Linked DNA regions of Homo sapiens: region 1 is linked to region 2. A link is an interaction called in ENCODE POLR2A ChIA-PET data of the cell type or tissue named here. Cell type or tissue: A673. All regions are shown on one strand.

Region 1 (8,000 bases), 220 kb after region 2:
AGCTGACATTTGTAAGTCATATCATAACTCGTGATATGATAGCTGACATTCGTAAGTCATGTCATAACTCGTGATATGGTAGCTGACATTTGTAAGTCATATCATAACTCGTGATATGATAGCTGACATTCACAAGTCATGTCATAACTTGTGATATGGTAGCTGACATTCATAAGTCATATCATAACTTGTGATATGGTAGCTGACATTTATAAGTCATATCATAACTTTGTGATATGGTAGCTGACATTCATAAGTCATATCATAACTTGTGATATGGTAGCTGACATTTATAAGTCATATCATAACTTTGTGATATGGTAGCTGACATTCATAAGTCATATCATAACTTGTGATATGGTAGCTGACATTTATAAGTCATATCATAACTTGTGATATGGTAGCTGACATTCATAAGTCATATCATAACTCATGATATGGTAGCTGACATTTGTAAGTCGGGAGATCAGTGGAAACATCAAGGCTGGAGACATAAATTTTGGAGTCCTTGGGATATAGGAGGCATTTAAAGCCACAGTATTGAATCTGATCACATTAAGAGGAGAATGGAATGACCGATGGGGACTGAAGGCCAGGACCTCTGGTGTTCCAACCTTTAGAAGCTGAGAAGAACCCACAAAGGAGTCTGAGAATGAGTGACCAGTGAAATGGGGCACAAGTCAGACACTGGGGACCAGGAAGCCAAGAGAAGAAAGTGCCTCAAGGAGGAACGCTGTGGTCAGCGGGGCCCAATGCTCCGGGAGTTGATTGTGTAAAGAAACAATTTTTGGCTTTGGCAACCAGAGGCCTGCCTTTTGGTGACATTGTCAGGAGCAGAGTCAGTGGCGTGGTGGACGTGGAAGTCTGGTGGAGTGGGGTGAGGATGGGAGGATGCAGACACAATGACTTTGGACAACTCTTTCAAGATGTTTTGCTGTTTAAGGGAGAAAAGAAATGGAGTGGAGCTGGGCTCTGTACGGGGCACCAAGGAAGGTTGCTAAAAGAGAAGGGACTCAAGACATACCTATGGTATGTTGAGAATGACTGAGGAGAAAGGGGCAAACTGATGGCTGCTGGAGATGCTATTGTAGGTCAAACTACAATAGCCACAGAGCAATGTTTTCATAAGTGCCCCTGTTTTTTAAAAAAGGCCATTAAGGCCGGGCGTGGTGGCTCACACCTGTAATCCCAGCACTTTGGGAGGTCAAGGCAGGCTAATCGCTTGAGGCCAGGAGTTCAAGATCAGCCTGGCCAACATGACAAAACCCTGTCTCTGCAAAAAATACAGAAATTAGGTGGGCGTGGTAGTCCCAGCTACTTGGAGGCTGAGGCAGGAGAATCGCTTGAACCTGGGAGACAGAGGTTACAGTGAGCCGAGATCATGCCACTGCACTCAAGCCTGGGCAACAGTGAGACTCTGTCTTGAAAAAAAAAAAGTCATTAAATTCAAATGTGTGTGACCCACACAGTTAGGGGAGAACTAGCTCCCATGCTGCACAGAGCAACAGTAAGGGATGACTAATCACCAGCCACTTTCTGTGACACTTACCTCCCTAACAGCCTGGTGGCTTGATTCCTCTTCTCCTTCAAGTTTTTACACAGCAAAGCCTTCCTCGTCCCCTCTGTTTGAAGTGCAACTACCTAGCCTTCTTGACTTCATTTTTTCTCTTGATCCAACATACTATAGCTGCCATTTTTGATTGATTGATTAATTGTCTGTGTCTCTCCAGTGGAATGTAAGGCAGAAAGTTTGTTTTTCTGTTTTGTGCACTGCTGTGTCACCAGGTCACTGAAGCAGTGCTAGCCACAGAGTATTGTTCAATAAGTCATTGTTGAAATGAATGATTTCTTGTCTTATTTCCAGAATCTAGTGTATAGTTTCTTGTGGTAATGCTGAGGAAGAGGGATGAAGAACGAGCTCAGACCTGTCCATTAAGGATCGTGCTAGGAGGTGGCAAGTAGCCCAGACAGGCCAGGCTCAGGGTCCACAGTATGCAGCAAACCCAGCAGTGATACAGGAATCCCTGGGCTCTAGACTTTCCAAGACGGCAGCACTGGGTCTCACCAGGCAGGGGAAGCCCAGCTGCAGAAGACCGGGAGTGGGCCCCTGGAGGACGGGGAGGCTCTGCCACGGGGCAGCAGGCAAAGACCAGAACTCTGTTCCCTACAAGCCAGGCAAAAACGTCTGTATGCTGGGGTGGGACTGACTGGCAGGGTCCAAGCCCTGGGAGGGACACTGGCGAGGACAGATCAGGATGACAGGCACCGAAGCCAAACTCAATCTGGGGACTAGGAAACCTGTCACTAGGATGGAAAGATGGAGGGCACGAAAGGCCACTGGTCATGTCTGGGCCATCAGTGGGAATCGGAGACACCAGAGAAGCCACGAGGTCAGTCCTGAGATATCTAAAGCACAGGCCAAGGCTATTGAAATACAAAACAGCCCAGAAAACTACAAATATGTAGATGATTTATCTCCCACCTGGGTTGGTCTGGGGTCAGGGAGGGCCGTGCCTTATGTCAGTGGTCCTCAGAGAGCCGTCCCGGTGCAGTTTCACCAGCATCACCTGGAATTGGTAGAAGTGCAAATTCTTGGGCGCCACCCTAGACCCATTGAATCAGACTTTCTGGGGGCATGGCTCCAGCAATCTGGACTGTCACAAGCTCTCCAGGTTGTGCCTGCTGAAGCCTGAGCAGCTCTGTGTGAGCCCAGGCAGGAAAAGCCGAGGCCAACAGAGGTGGCCGAAGCCAGGCAGATTCTGACAGCAGCCTAGAGACAGAGAAGTACATTTCTTTTCTCTTTATCCCTATTTGCTTCCATTTCTCACCATCAGTCTCTGTGACTGTCTTTTTTTCCTTTTCCTTTAGTTTTTATTGTATTACTTTCAAAGGTTCATATTTTCTTTTATTTAAAATTTTCTTTTGAACAATGGAACCATTATTAATAGTGATACCTAGTATTACCATTATGCTAAGAGCTTGAAATATTTTATCCCATGCAATTCTCACAATAAACCTATAAAACTGGTACCCATATCATCCCCATTTTTACAGATGAGAAACTTCTTGATGTTCAGTAATGAGGTAATTTGTCCAAGTCTACACAGTTAGTAAGGTTAGAATTAGAGCTTACGTATAGCTTGTTTCACAAGGAAACCATGTCTTACTCACTATGTCACTGATATTTACATAGTAAAAGCAAAGCCTTCTGATTATCTTGAAGAATAATTTGTTGGCGACTGTTTTGTAATCCTCTCTCACCTCTCGGGCTGACTTCATCCAACACTAGTGCGTGCTTTGCTCTGTTGCAGTGTGTTCAGGTCTTTGGGTCTTAGCCCCTTGGAGCTAGCTATCTTGCTCAGAGCCTGTTTTCCTGCCAGTCTTTCTCGTTGCCCTCTCTTGATGAACTTGCAGGCCGGGAGGTGCATGCCCACACACACAGCGAGGCCCAGGCTTTGCTTAGCAACCGTGTTGGCAGAGGGGGAGCCAGTCACTCTGAAAAGAAAGAATCGCCCTGATTTATCCTTTCCTGAAATTAATAGGAGGCCGGAATCAGAATTGGCTGCCCTGCTTCCTCCTCTTAGCACTGTCTTTTAGATGTCTCTATAAATTTTGTTCCTATTTAATGAGTCCAACTTGCTGCTTTTCAAAGGAAAATCTGGAAGGCAGAGAATGGAGACATTCTCCAACCCTCCCTGATCCCTTCCAAGTCCCACCCAACACACAGCTTTGTTTTACAATAGGAAATACATTAGCTCTTTAGGGAAACACCCACAAGGATCACTGGTATAAATGTCAAAAGTTTGAGAAACTCACATACTTGCTTACCATCCAGTAGCAATTAAAAGGCATAACTTTTGTTTCTTTAGCTGCACATTCTGGGTAATGAATTTGTCATCAGGGTATGTTGGTTAAGAATTCTGTGATCTTGGGCAACCCTCTTAATAATCTCTAGGTCTCACTTTTCCCATCAGAGAAGCCAAAATGAAAGTGTCTTCCTTTTTACCTAATAGAGCTGTTTATTCATCTATTATTCATCTATTCAATCATTCACTCAACAAACAACTATTTATTTTTTTGGGATGGAGTCTCGCTCTGTCATCCAGGCTGGAGTACAGTGGTGCCATCTCGGCTCACTGCAACCTCCACCTCTCAGGTTCAAACGATTCTCCTGCCTCAGCCTCCTGAGTAGCTGGGACTGCAGGCACATGCCACCACGCTCAGCAAATTTTTGTATTTTTAGTAGAGGTGGTGTTTTGCCACGTTGGCCAGGCTGGTCTTGAACTCCTGAACTCAGGTGATCCACCCATCTCCCAAAGCACTGGGATTACAGGTGTGAGTCACTGGGTCTGGCCAACAAATGTTTTTTGCAAAGTAGTTTTGTACGACTGGAGAAGGGAAAGCAATCTCATTAGCGAAAGTACTTTGAAAGTGATGTGCTGCTACACAAATGGAAAGTCTTGGTGTTATTATTTCAAAAGACCAAATGGTAGTCATTAATATTGTTCAACAAATCTTTCTGTGTTCCTCCCTTTTGGGCACTTGGCAACATTCCACTTCCTGGACCCATTGTGATTGGGTGGGTCACATCATTAGTTCTGACCAAGTGGTACCTGGTATTGCCATTGCGCTAAGTGCTTTAGACTCTTATGCTAAGAGCTTAAAACGTGACACTTTTAGATTAGAGGGTTTCGTTGCTATTTTGTGGCCCTCCAGAATGCTGTTGTCATCTTCCATGGTCACTAGTGAGGTTTCAGATGGTAGCTGCTCTGTCAACCTGGGCATGCAGCATGAGCAAGAACAAAACAATTGTTTTTGGCTGGCCACCGTGGCTCACGCTTGTAATCCCAGCACTTTGGGAGGCCGAGGCGGGTGGATCATGAGGTCAGGAGTTCGAGACCAGCCTGGCCAACATGGTGAAACTCTGTCTCTACTAAAAATACAAAAATTAGCTAGGTGTGGTGGTAGGTGCCTGTAATCCCAGCTGCTTGGGAGGCTGAGGCAGGAGAATCGCTTGAACCCGAGAGGTGGAGGTTGCAGTGAGCCGAGATTGCGCCACTGCACTCCAGCCTTGGTGACAGAACTAGACACCGTCTTAAAAAAAAATTGTTTTAAGACTTGGAGGTGCTTTGTTAATGCATCATAATTTATTCTGTACAGATTGGGACAACCAAATGAATCAATCAATGAATGTATTATTGATAAGTAATTCCTGCGACAATTCTTCTTTTTCTTTTAGTGGTTGGTTAAGTGCAAGTTCGTTTTTAAAGATGCATCAGAATTCAGACAAAGGAATAACCCCCAAAGGCATACTCAGATACTTTCTCAGTCACCTGGTAAGGTAGGTGTCACGTGTGTCCGTGTGAAGAGACCACCAGACAGGCTTTGTGCAAGCAACAAGGCTGTTTATTTCACCTGGGTGCAGGTGGGCTGAGTCCGAAAAGAGAGTCAGCAAAGGGTGGTGGGCTTTTCATTAGTTCTTATAGGTTTTGGTATAGGCGGTGGAGTTAGGAGCAATGTTTTGCGGGGGGCAGTGGGTGGATCTCACAAAGTACATTCTCAAGGGTGGGGAGAATTACAAAGAAACTTCTTAAGGGTGGGGGAGATTACAAAGTACATTGATCAGTTAGGGTGGGGCAGAAACAAATCACAATGGTGGAACGTCATCAGTTAAGGCTATTTTCACTTCTTTTGTGGATCTTCAGTTGCTTCAGGCCATCTGGATGTATATGTGCAGGTCACAGGGGATATGATGGCTTAGCTTGGGCTCAGAGGCCTGACAGTAGGTTTATTTACTTAATTTCTCAATTCCTCATTGCTATGTAACGATTTATTAGTTTTCTGTCTTTAACCCTCTTTTCAAAGAATTTCCAAAGAAAAATAAACTGAAAGAAATAGTTTTCTTCCCTAAATACAGTTGATTTAAGCTGGTTTAATATGGATCAAATTCTACTGGGACAAATACCATGAAAACTGGTATGTTCCACTGGCAAAAACATCCTTAGTCCTCAGCTGATGGGCAGCAGAGTTCAATAAATGCACTGTCAGATTTCCATGGAATCTGTATTCAACAGGAAAATTTGTTTGTCTGCAAATTAGTAGTAATTGGATCCTATAAATCAGAGTGCTAATGGTAATGATAAAAATAAAACAGTACGTGACCAGGAAAGGAACTTGGTTGAAGCTCTGGGCCATGGCCATTCTGCTGGGAGGGAGGCAGGAAGAATGACGATCTCCTTTTTTTTTTTTTTTTTTTTTTGTTTTTGAGACAGAGTCTCGCACTGTGACCCAGGCTGGAGTGCAGTGACGCCATCTCTGCTCACTTCAACCTCTGCCTGCTGGGTTCAAGCAATTCTCCTGCCTCAGCCTCCTGAGTAGGTGGGATTACAGGCGCCCGCCACCATGACTGGCTAATATTTGATTTGATTTTTTTTTGTATTTTTAGTAGAGACGGGGTTTCACTATGTTGGCCAGGCTGGTCTTGAACTCCTGACCTCGTGATCTGCCTGTCTCGGCCTCCCAAAGTCCTGGGATTGCAGGCGTGAGCCACCGTGCCTAGCTGACGGTCTCCTTTAGGAATGTGTGGTTGGTTGATGCAGAAGGGATTCCAACACTGGGGCAGAATACGGAATCGGTGGTAGCAGAGTGGCAGTGACAGAATGAGACAACCAAAGTTAAGGGAGGAAGGGCTGGGCACAGTGGCTCATGCCTGTAATCTCAGGCGTTTTGGGGAGGCCCTTGGGAGGCTGAGGGGGGCATATCACTTGAGGTGAGGAGTTTGAGACCAGCCTGGCTAACATGGTGAAACCCTTTCTCTACCAAAAATACAAATGATTAGCTGAGCGTGGTGGCACACGACTGTAATCCCAGCTACTCGGGAAGTTGAGGTGGGAGAATCACTTGAACTCCGGAGGTGGAGGTTGCAGTGAGCCAAGATCCTGCCACTGCACTCCAGCGTGGGCAACAGAGTGAGACCCTGTCTCAAAACAAACAAACAAAAAAAACAACAAAGTTAAGGGAGAAAAGGAAACTTCAGCTCATGTCATCCAACCCTGCCATTGATATATTTTCTATGTCGTGGTTATTTGCTGAGCTGGAAGCCAGCACTCCTGACTCCTGGTTCACGTTCATCTTGTTATACCACACTGTCACAAAATAGGAAGAGGAGTGTTGTCATAATCTTTGGGACTAGTGAAATGCAGTGGGCAAGTGCAGACTCTGTAGTTGGACTGCTGAGCGTGTATTCTGGCTCAATCACATAGCAGCGGTGTGACCTTGAGTTAAGTGTCTCTCTCAGTCTTTCTGTGCTTGCATTTGCTCATCTCTAAAATGGGAAGAATAGTGACACATCACAGGACTCTTGTGAGGATTCAATGAGATAATGTATGTAAAGAACTTGGAAGGGTGCTTTATACATAGTAAGCCCTCAATACGTAGGAGCTATCATTATTAGCGTGGTGGTTATTTATACCTTTTAAGCTTTCCATCAAATAGGTGAAGAATGGGGAGAAGCTAAGGAATAGACCTTTGTTGGTTTCTTTTCACCACAGTCTTTGTGGTTTCTTCCAAGCTTTATAAAATCTAACCCTCCTCCAGGGAAGGGCAGAAGGCTTATGATTTCAATATATTTTGGGTGTGTGGCACTGGGGTAAGCAGCCTGTCCTGCCCTGAGGTTTTCTGGAGGTGAGAGGCTGGCATACAGGATGAGGGGTCATGGTGATAAATGCTCAGAGGGGTTAGGTGGGGGTTGGGGCAGGGGATCTAATGGCATGGTGGGTTCTGCTTGGGAAACCAACTTTTTTATTTTATTTTATTTTATTTTATTTATTTATTTAATTTATTTTTTGAGATGGAGTTTCGCTTTTGTTGCCCAGGCTGGACTGCAATGTCACGATCTCGGCTCACTGCAACCTCCGCCTCCCGGGTTCAAGCAATTCTCCTGTCTCAGCCTCCCGAGTAGCTGGGATTACAGGCATGCACGACCATGACCCCCTAATTTT
Region 2 (8,000 bases):
TCACCACGTGCCTACCTCTTGTGATCAGGGGCTGAGTCTGACACTGGCAAGGGGAGAGGGAAGTTGAGAAATATCATGGCCATACTGCAAATGCTGCCCCCCAAATCACTCAGTAATTTTTAACCATGCATATTGGATCTGGGTAAATAAAAGTGCTATATTGAGATGCTAATCACAGCTATATAACTTTGCTCTTCATGAAAATGGGTAGAGGCTGGGTGCAATAGTTCATGCCTGTAATCCCAGCTCTTTGGGAGGCCAAGGTGGGGGGATCGCATGAGGCCAGGAGTTCAAAACCAACCTGGCCAACCTGGCGAAAGCCCGTCTCTAATAAGAATACAAAAAATTAGCCAGGCCTGGTTGCACACGCCTATAATCCCAGCTACTAGAGAGGCTGACTCACGAGAATCACTTGAACCCAGGAGGCAGAGGTTGCAGTGAGCCAAGATCGTGCCTCTGCACTCCAGCCTGGATGATGGATTGAGACTCTCTCTCAATAAAAGAAAATGGGCCTGGCGCGGTGGCTCATGCCTGTAATCCCTACACTTTGGGAGGCTGAAGTGAGTGGATCACGAGATCAGGAAATCGAGACCATCCTGGGTAACATGGTGAAACCCTGTCTCTACTAAAAATACAAAAAATTTGGCCGGGCATGGTAGCACGTGCCTGTAATTCCAGCTACTCGGGAGGCTGAGGCAAGAGAATTGCTTGAACCTGGGAGGCAGGGGTTGCAGTGAGCCAAGATTGTGCTACTACACTCCAGCCTGGGCGACAGAGCAAGACTTTATCTCAAAAAATAAAAAGAAAAAGAAAATGGGTAGAAATCTTGATTAGGATTAGACCTGGACAAAGATATTTCCAAAAGTCCCTTGTGAAACTGAAAAGTAATGAACATGTTTCAGTCTTCAGACAGCGTCTATCATTTTTTTTAAGTGTTTAAAAAGTAATGTGCCAATCTTTGTACTCCTATGTTCATAGTAGTACTACTCACAATAGCCAAAGGATAGAAGCAACTCAAGCGCCCCTTGTTTCTTCCATTCATGAATGAATAAACAAAATGTAGTGCGTACATACAATGGAACATTCAGCCTTAAAAAGGAAGGAAATTCCGACACATGCTCCAACATTGATGAACCTGGAAGACACGATGCTAAGTGAAATAAGCCAGACACAGAAAGGCAAAGAGTACACGATTCCACTTGTATGCGGTATCTATGACAAAATAGTCAAATTCATAGAATCAAAGAGTGGAATGGTGGTTGCCAGGGACTTGAGTAGGAGGCAGGGGGGAATTATTGTTTGATGGGTACAGAGTTTCATTTCAGTTGTTGTTGTTCTTTTGTTTTTTTGGGTTTTTTTTGGAGACAGAGTCTTGCTCTGTTGTCCAGGCTGGAGTTCAGTAGCGAGATCTCGGCTCACTGAACTCCGCCTCCCAGGTTCAAGCGATTATTTTTGCCTCAGCCTCCAGAGTAGCTGGGATGACAAGCGTGCGCCACCACACCCAGCTAATTCTTGCACTTTTAGTAGAGACGGGAGTTTCGCCATGTTGGCCAGGCTGGTCAAACTTCTGACCTCAGGTGATCTGCGCACCTCGGCCTCTCAAAGTGCTGGGATTATAGGCGTGAGCCACCGGGCCTGGCCGCATTTTTTTTTTTAAGGCTGTGGGCAATAGTAGAGATGCCTGCAGCACAACTAAGGAGGGTGAAAAAGGAGGTGGGAGGACTATTGTCAGACAGCCTTCCTATACCACAGATTTCTGCAATGGATTAGTTTGGCTGATTCCAAGTATCATAGTTGGTCATTCTTTAATTTATAGAATAAAAAAATCCATGAGTTCTAAAGGAACATTTCAAAGCCAGGAAAAGACTTTTTAAAATGTATGTTACAAGTCTAGCTGGTAATCCGAAGCCCTCCTGCATTGACACGGGCTTTCCTCTCTGAGTTGCTCTGCAGAGCCCAGGAAAATAATAAAACCTTTATGACCAAGAGTACTATTTCATTTCCTTTCTAAACGAAACCCATGAAAGGCCACCCATGCTGGCTGGTGTGGATGCAAGCGAAACTTAACTGTAAATTGAAGCAACTATATTTCTTCTGCCTCTATGTTGAAAAAACAAACAAAAAAAGAATAAAACAAAAATGATATAATTTAAATATACAGCAACTGCTGGTTTTCATCTTAATAATTTACAGTTGATGAAGCTGGGAGGTTATCTGTTGGTTTTTCATGTGGTTAGTTTCAAAATATGACTTATCCTCTCCAGGCCATGGCTTTCTGGCTTGTTCAATTTACTTCCCCCAGTTCTTTGGCCCCTCTTCTGCACAAATGCCCTCCCAGCCCTCAAAGGCCCTCCCCGCTTCTGAAACTATCTCCCACAACCATCAAGATTCTTTCTAGGCTGGGCGCAGTGGCTCACACCTGTATTCCCAGCACTGTGGGAGGCCGAGGTGGGTGGATCACCTGAGGTCGGGAGTTCAAGACCAGCCTGACCCACATGGAGAAACCCCATCTCTACTAAAAATACAAAATTAGCCGGGCTTGGTGGCGCATGCCTATAATCCCAGCTACTTGGGAAGGCTAAGGCAGGAGAATCGCTTGAACCTGGGAGGTGGAGGTTGCAGTGAGCCGAGATCGCGCCATTGCACTCCAGCCTGGACAACAAGAGCAAAACTCCGTCTCAAAAAAAAAAAAAAAAAAAAAGATTCTTTCTAGAAAGACTTCTATAGAAAATTTTTTCTAGGCTGGGCACAGTGGCTCATGCCTGTAATCCCAGCACTTTAGGAGGCCAAGGTGGGCAGATCACTTGAGCCCAGGAGTTTGAAACCAGCCTGGGCAACATGGCAAAACCCTGTCTCTTCAAAAAATCCAAAAATATTAGCCAGGCATGGTGGTGCTCACCTATGGTCCTAGCTTCTTGGGAGGCTGAGGCAGGAGTATTACCTGAGCCCAGGAGGTCGAGGCTGCAGTGACCTCCGGTGATTGCACCACTGCACTCCAGCCTGGGTGACAGAGTGAGATCCTGTCTCAAAACAAAAACAAAAACAGAAAAAAAACACACACGAAAATCTTTTCTGGAAAGTCTTCTTGGACCTCTTCAGATCTCTTCCTCCAGTGAATTCTGTGACACTAATTACTTTTTTCCCCCCATGATACATAGGGCTTTGGGCTATGAAAGTATAATTTTCAAAAAGATAAAAGCCTGACTCTCATACAAATGTAGAATGAACACATGTCAATTATGTATGTAACTAATTCACAAGGGTGCCAGGAGGATGTAAAACTAGTTCAAAGGAGAATTCAAAGAACAGAGGTCTATGTAGTCAGACAGGAAAGGCAGCCAAAAATAAGCTTTTTTTTTTTTTTTTGAGACAGAGTCTCGCTCTGTCATCCAGAATGGAATGCAGTGGCACAATCTCGGCTCACTGCAACCTCCACCTCCTGGGTTCAAGTGATTCTCCTGCCTCAGCCTCCTGAGTAGCTGGGACTACAGGTGTGTGCCCCCACACCCAGCTAATTTTTGTATTTTTAGTAGAGACGGGGTTTCACCATATTGTCCAGGCTGGTCTCGAACTCCTGGGCTCAGGTGATTCGCCTGCCTCAGCCTCTCAAAGTGCTGGGATTACAGGCATAAGCCACCACGCCCAGCCAAGAATAAATTTTCTAAATCACAGGCAAAATTGGTTAATGTCCTAACGGGCAATAGAACGGTAACCTTCCGAGTTATCTCGGATACTCTTGGAAATCTACTAGTTAACATGTAACTTGAGAGAATCTGAGCCTTCGTCATTAGTAAATAGCAAGAAGACAAAAGTGTATCTCCCAGTATTAAATAATCCTTGGGTGGGCTCTGGGCTAGATATGCTCCAGTATGATATTGAAATCTCCCAGTATTAAATAATCCTTGGGCGGGCTCTGGGCTAGCTATGCTCTGGCATGATATTGAAAGATATGCAGGAGTCCTTTCAGCTTATATCCAAGTTTTTGGCTAATTTGCCTTCACTGGGTCAACCACCCCATTTCATAAGAGGAAATACAAGTCTGGAGAGATTAGTTTACTTGTCTGAAATCACACAATTGGTAGGAGCTGAGCTAGAACATGAAACTAAGTCGGTGTGGCTATAGATTATACATCTCCAAATGCATACTAAAGGGTTAGAGATCCGCAGCCAGTGGAGTTAGCAGAGAACACGTCTCACTTGTGTGTGCACGTGGGAATCCAGGGGATATGGAATTTTTTTTAACCAGGGGATAAAAAACTGTTTTTTTGAGACAAGGTCTTGCTCTGTCACCCAGGCTGGAGTACAGTGGTGTAATCACGGCTTGCTGCAGCCTAGACTTCTGCGGCTCAAGCAATCCTCCCACCTCAGCCTCCTGAGTAGCTGGTACTACAGGCATGCACCACCATGCCCAGCTAATTTTTTTACTTCTTGTGGAGATGGGGTCTCAGTATGTTGCCCACGCTGGTCCCAAACTCTTGGGCTCCAGCCATCTTCCCGCCTCAGCCTCCAAAAAGCTGGGATTACAGGTGTGAGCCACCACGCCTGACCAACAAATGCTTATTGATTGTCGTGAAAGTCCAGTGGCCTAGCTAGACTACCTTTCAATACCACTGGTGAGAAACAACAGCTTAGTAGTATATAACTAGCTGATCTTAGGTGCCATTTAGCGAAAGAGTTAAATGACTGTATGTTTTATTTTATTGGCTAGATTGTAATTTTGAGGCCAGGTGTTTGAGACCAGGTGTTTGAGACCAGGTATTTGGAATTCACACTTACCCAGTAAGTATTTGTTGAGTACTATCTGTGGCAGATTACCTTGCCTCTATTTTTTTTTTTTTTTTTTTTTTGAGACGAAGTTTTGCTCTTCTTACCCAGGCTGGAGTGCAATGGCACAATCTCGGCTCACTGCAACCTCTGCCTCCTGGGTTCAAGCGATTCTCCTGCCTCAGCCTCCCAAGTAGCTGGGATTACAGGCATGCACCGCCACGCCTGGCTAATTTTGTAGTTTTAGTAGAGATGGGATTTCCCCATGTTGGTCAGGCTGGTCTCGAACTCCCAACCTCAGGTGATCTGCCCGCCTTGGCCTCCCAAAGTGCTGGAATGATTACAAGTGTGAGCCACCTCACCCAGCAGATTACATTTTTTAAAGGTAGCCACACCTACATATTTATCCCACCTCACATGCCCTTCCTACACCCTTTCCAGGGAAAGGAAACCCAGGTTCCCCCACTGCTTGTATCTGAGCAATGACTGCTCTAAGGGAACACAGCAGAAGTGATGCAGTGATGCTCCCTGGTTTCTGAGGCTAGGTAGTAACCATGAGGGAGGAAAATAGGGTTTAGACAAAGGGAATCTAAAGCAGATTCACACTGGCTTCCTAGAACTAAATCAAAAGGAAAACCCCAACTTTCCACACCTAAGCAATGAAAGGACAGGAGGCTACTCCCTTTGCAAACCCTGCCCCCTTTTTTCTGTGTGACAGATGGAAAATCAAAAGTACCTCTGATTGGTTGCTTTCTGCAACCAATCAGACTGACTGTGGGCCACTACTTCATTTACATAGGGTGTAACCAAGTGTGTGCGGAATAATCCGTGAGTTCTTGGTCTTGCTGACTTCAAGAATGAAGCCGTGGACCCTCGCGGTGAGTGTACAGTTCTTAAAGATGGTGTGTCCGGAGTTTGTTCCTTCAGATGTTCAGATGTGTCCAGAGTTTCCTCCTTCTGGTGGGTTCGTGGTCTCACTGACTTCAGGAATGAAGCTGCAAACCTTCACAGTGGGCCTTACAGCTCTTAAAAGCAGTACATCTGGAGTTGTTCATTCCTTCCAGTGGGTGGTCTTGCTGGCTTCAGGAGTGAAGCTGCAGACCTTCACAGTGTTACAGTTCACAAAGGCAGCAAGGACTCAAAGAGTGAGCAGCGGCAAGATTTATCACAAAGAGCAAAAGAACAAAACTCACACACTGCAGAAGCGGACCCAAGCCAGTTGCCACCGCTGGTTCCGGCAGCTTGCTTTTATTCCCTCATCTGGCCCCACCCACATACTGCTGATTGGTCCACTTTACAGAGAGCTGATTGGTCCATTTTACAGAGAGCTGATTGGCCTGTTTTGACGGGGTGCTGATTGGTGCATTTACAATCCCTAAGCTAGACACAGAGTGCTGATTGGTGTATTTAAAATCCTCTAGCTAGACAAAAAAGTTTTGCAAGTCCCCACTAGATTAGCTAGACACAGAGCACTGCCCCCCGGAAGGCAGGTGAGGCCCTTGGAGAATTCCAGCGCGGTGTGGTAGGGCCGGCAGTGCTGAGGGACCCGGCGCACCCTCTGCAGCTGCTGGCCCTGGTGCTAAGCCCCTCACTGCCTGAGGCCGGCAGGGCCGGCTTGCAGGGCCCGCGGAACCCACGCCCACCCGGAACTCATGCTGGCCCGCGAGCGCCACGCGCAGGCCCGGTTCCCGCCTGTGCTTCTACTTCCCACACCTCCCCTCAAGCAGAGGGAGCCGGCTCCGGCCTCAGCCAGGCCAGAGAGGGGTTCCCACAGTGCAGTGTCGGGCTGAAGGGCTCCTAGAGCATGGCCAGAGCGGATGCTGAGGCCGAGGAGGCGCCGAGAACAAGCAAGGCTGCTGGCACGTTGTCACCTTTCACAAGGAACCAATGGGAAACCTTTAGAGGGTATTTAAACCCCAGAAAATTCTGTAAAGGGGCTCCTGAGCCCCTATGCTGAGCCGGTTCCCACCTTGTGGAGTGTACTTTTGTTTTCAGTTCCTTTTGTTGCTTCATTCTCTCCTTGCTTTGTTTTTGCGTTTTGTCCAATTCTCTGTTCAAAACGCCAAGAACCTGGACATCCTCCACCAGTAACCAAACGGTTATAGTATCACCTGGTTCTCTATCTTTTCCTCTGTCCGGATGCTTGCCCTTTGAACCTAACCACCACATTGTGAGAAAGCCCACTTGGAGAGACTCTGTGTGGATGTTCTGACCAACGTCCTTGGGCCACCAGCCAGCAGCTCCATGTGATGAACCCCAGACATGGGAGTGAACAGGGCTTCAGATGATTTCAGCCCACACTCTTCAAGTCTTCCCACGGAGGCCCAGACATCGTGGAGCAGAGGTCAGTTACCCCTGCTGTACCCTCTCTGAATTCCTAACCCACAGAAACTAAGAGAGATAATAAATGACTTTTGTTTTGTTTTAAGCTACAATGTTTTGGAGTCACTTCTTCCGCAGCAATAGGTAATTAATACACCAGCTATGTTCTTGGCAGGTTGGCATTGCTGGTTTAACTTTTCATCCGCAGTTCAAATGTAAGCGTCACGAGGTTTTTTAATTCCAGCTTCGCCAAGCCATGAATTTGACCCTTGCCAGGAGCAGGGGCTCACATCTGTAATCCCAGCACTTTGGCAGGCTGAGGCGTGAGGATAGCTTGAGCTCAGAAGTTCAAGACCAGCCTGGGCAACATAGCAAGGCCCCTACCTACAAAAAAAAAAAAAATTAGCCTGGCCTGGTGGCATGTACCTGTAATCCCAGCTACTTGGGAGACTGAGGTGGGTGGTTTGTTTGAGCCAGGAAGCTGTGTTCATGCCACTGCACTCCAGCCTGAATGACAAAGAGAGACCTTGTCCAAAAAAAAAAAAACAACAACAACAACAAAAAAGAACTCTGCTAAATGACATTTCAGCAACTGTTCCAGCCAACGCATAATGACATTTTATAGGGAACTGCTTTGCTAGAGGGGAGATGTGCACACTTGTAGCATTATGAAGGTCTCCGGAGGTATCCCTTTAAGCTCTCAATGGCCAACCGTGCTTCTTTATGTTTTCCCAAGGCTCTGAGCTCAGAAGTTCCCAGCCTGTGAGGTATGAGAGTTTCCCAAGTCTTCTGCCAAAAAACCTCAGTTCAGGAGAAAAATAAACTCAAGAGTCCTCTGATTAAACCAGTCTTTATTGCAGTCTGACTTGGAGCTTTTGGCCTTAGTGGCAAAGAAGGTGATTAAGTAGTTTTCC

What was found. Peaks named below come from ENCODE experiments on the same cell type or tissue, not always from the same donor. Only the 100,000 strongest peaks of a DNase experiment are listed, where the experiment ranks them.
Region 1: POLR2A ChIA-PET joins it to region 2 with 14 read pairs; 4 of 35 experiments call an interaction of 5 or more read pairs at or near these places.

What each region holds. Positions count from the first base shown.
Region 1 is chr18:59,038,837-59,046,836 of GRCh38, forward strand. It overlaps the pseudogene OACYLP. Among named protein-coding and RNA genes, the nearest start is that of SEC11C, 97 kb to the right of the region's middle. RefSeq lists a silencer at 1,552-1,601. In A673, no CTCF peak of the experiment used is centred here; a DNase peak (open chromatin) is centred at 3,505; H3K27ac peaks cover 2,041 bases.
Region 2 is chr18:58,821,596-58,829,595 of GRCh38, forward strand. The region is part of intron 1 of LINC01926 (long intergenic non-protein coding RNA 1926); the gene reads left to right. Among named protein-coding and RNA genes, the nearest start is that of LINC01926, 12 kb to the left of the region's middle. In A673, no CTCF peak of the experiment used is centred here; no DNase peak of the experiment used is centred here.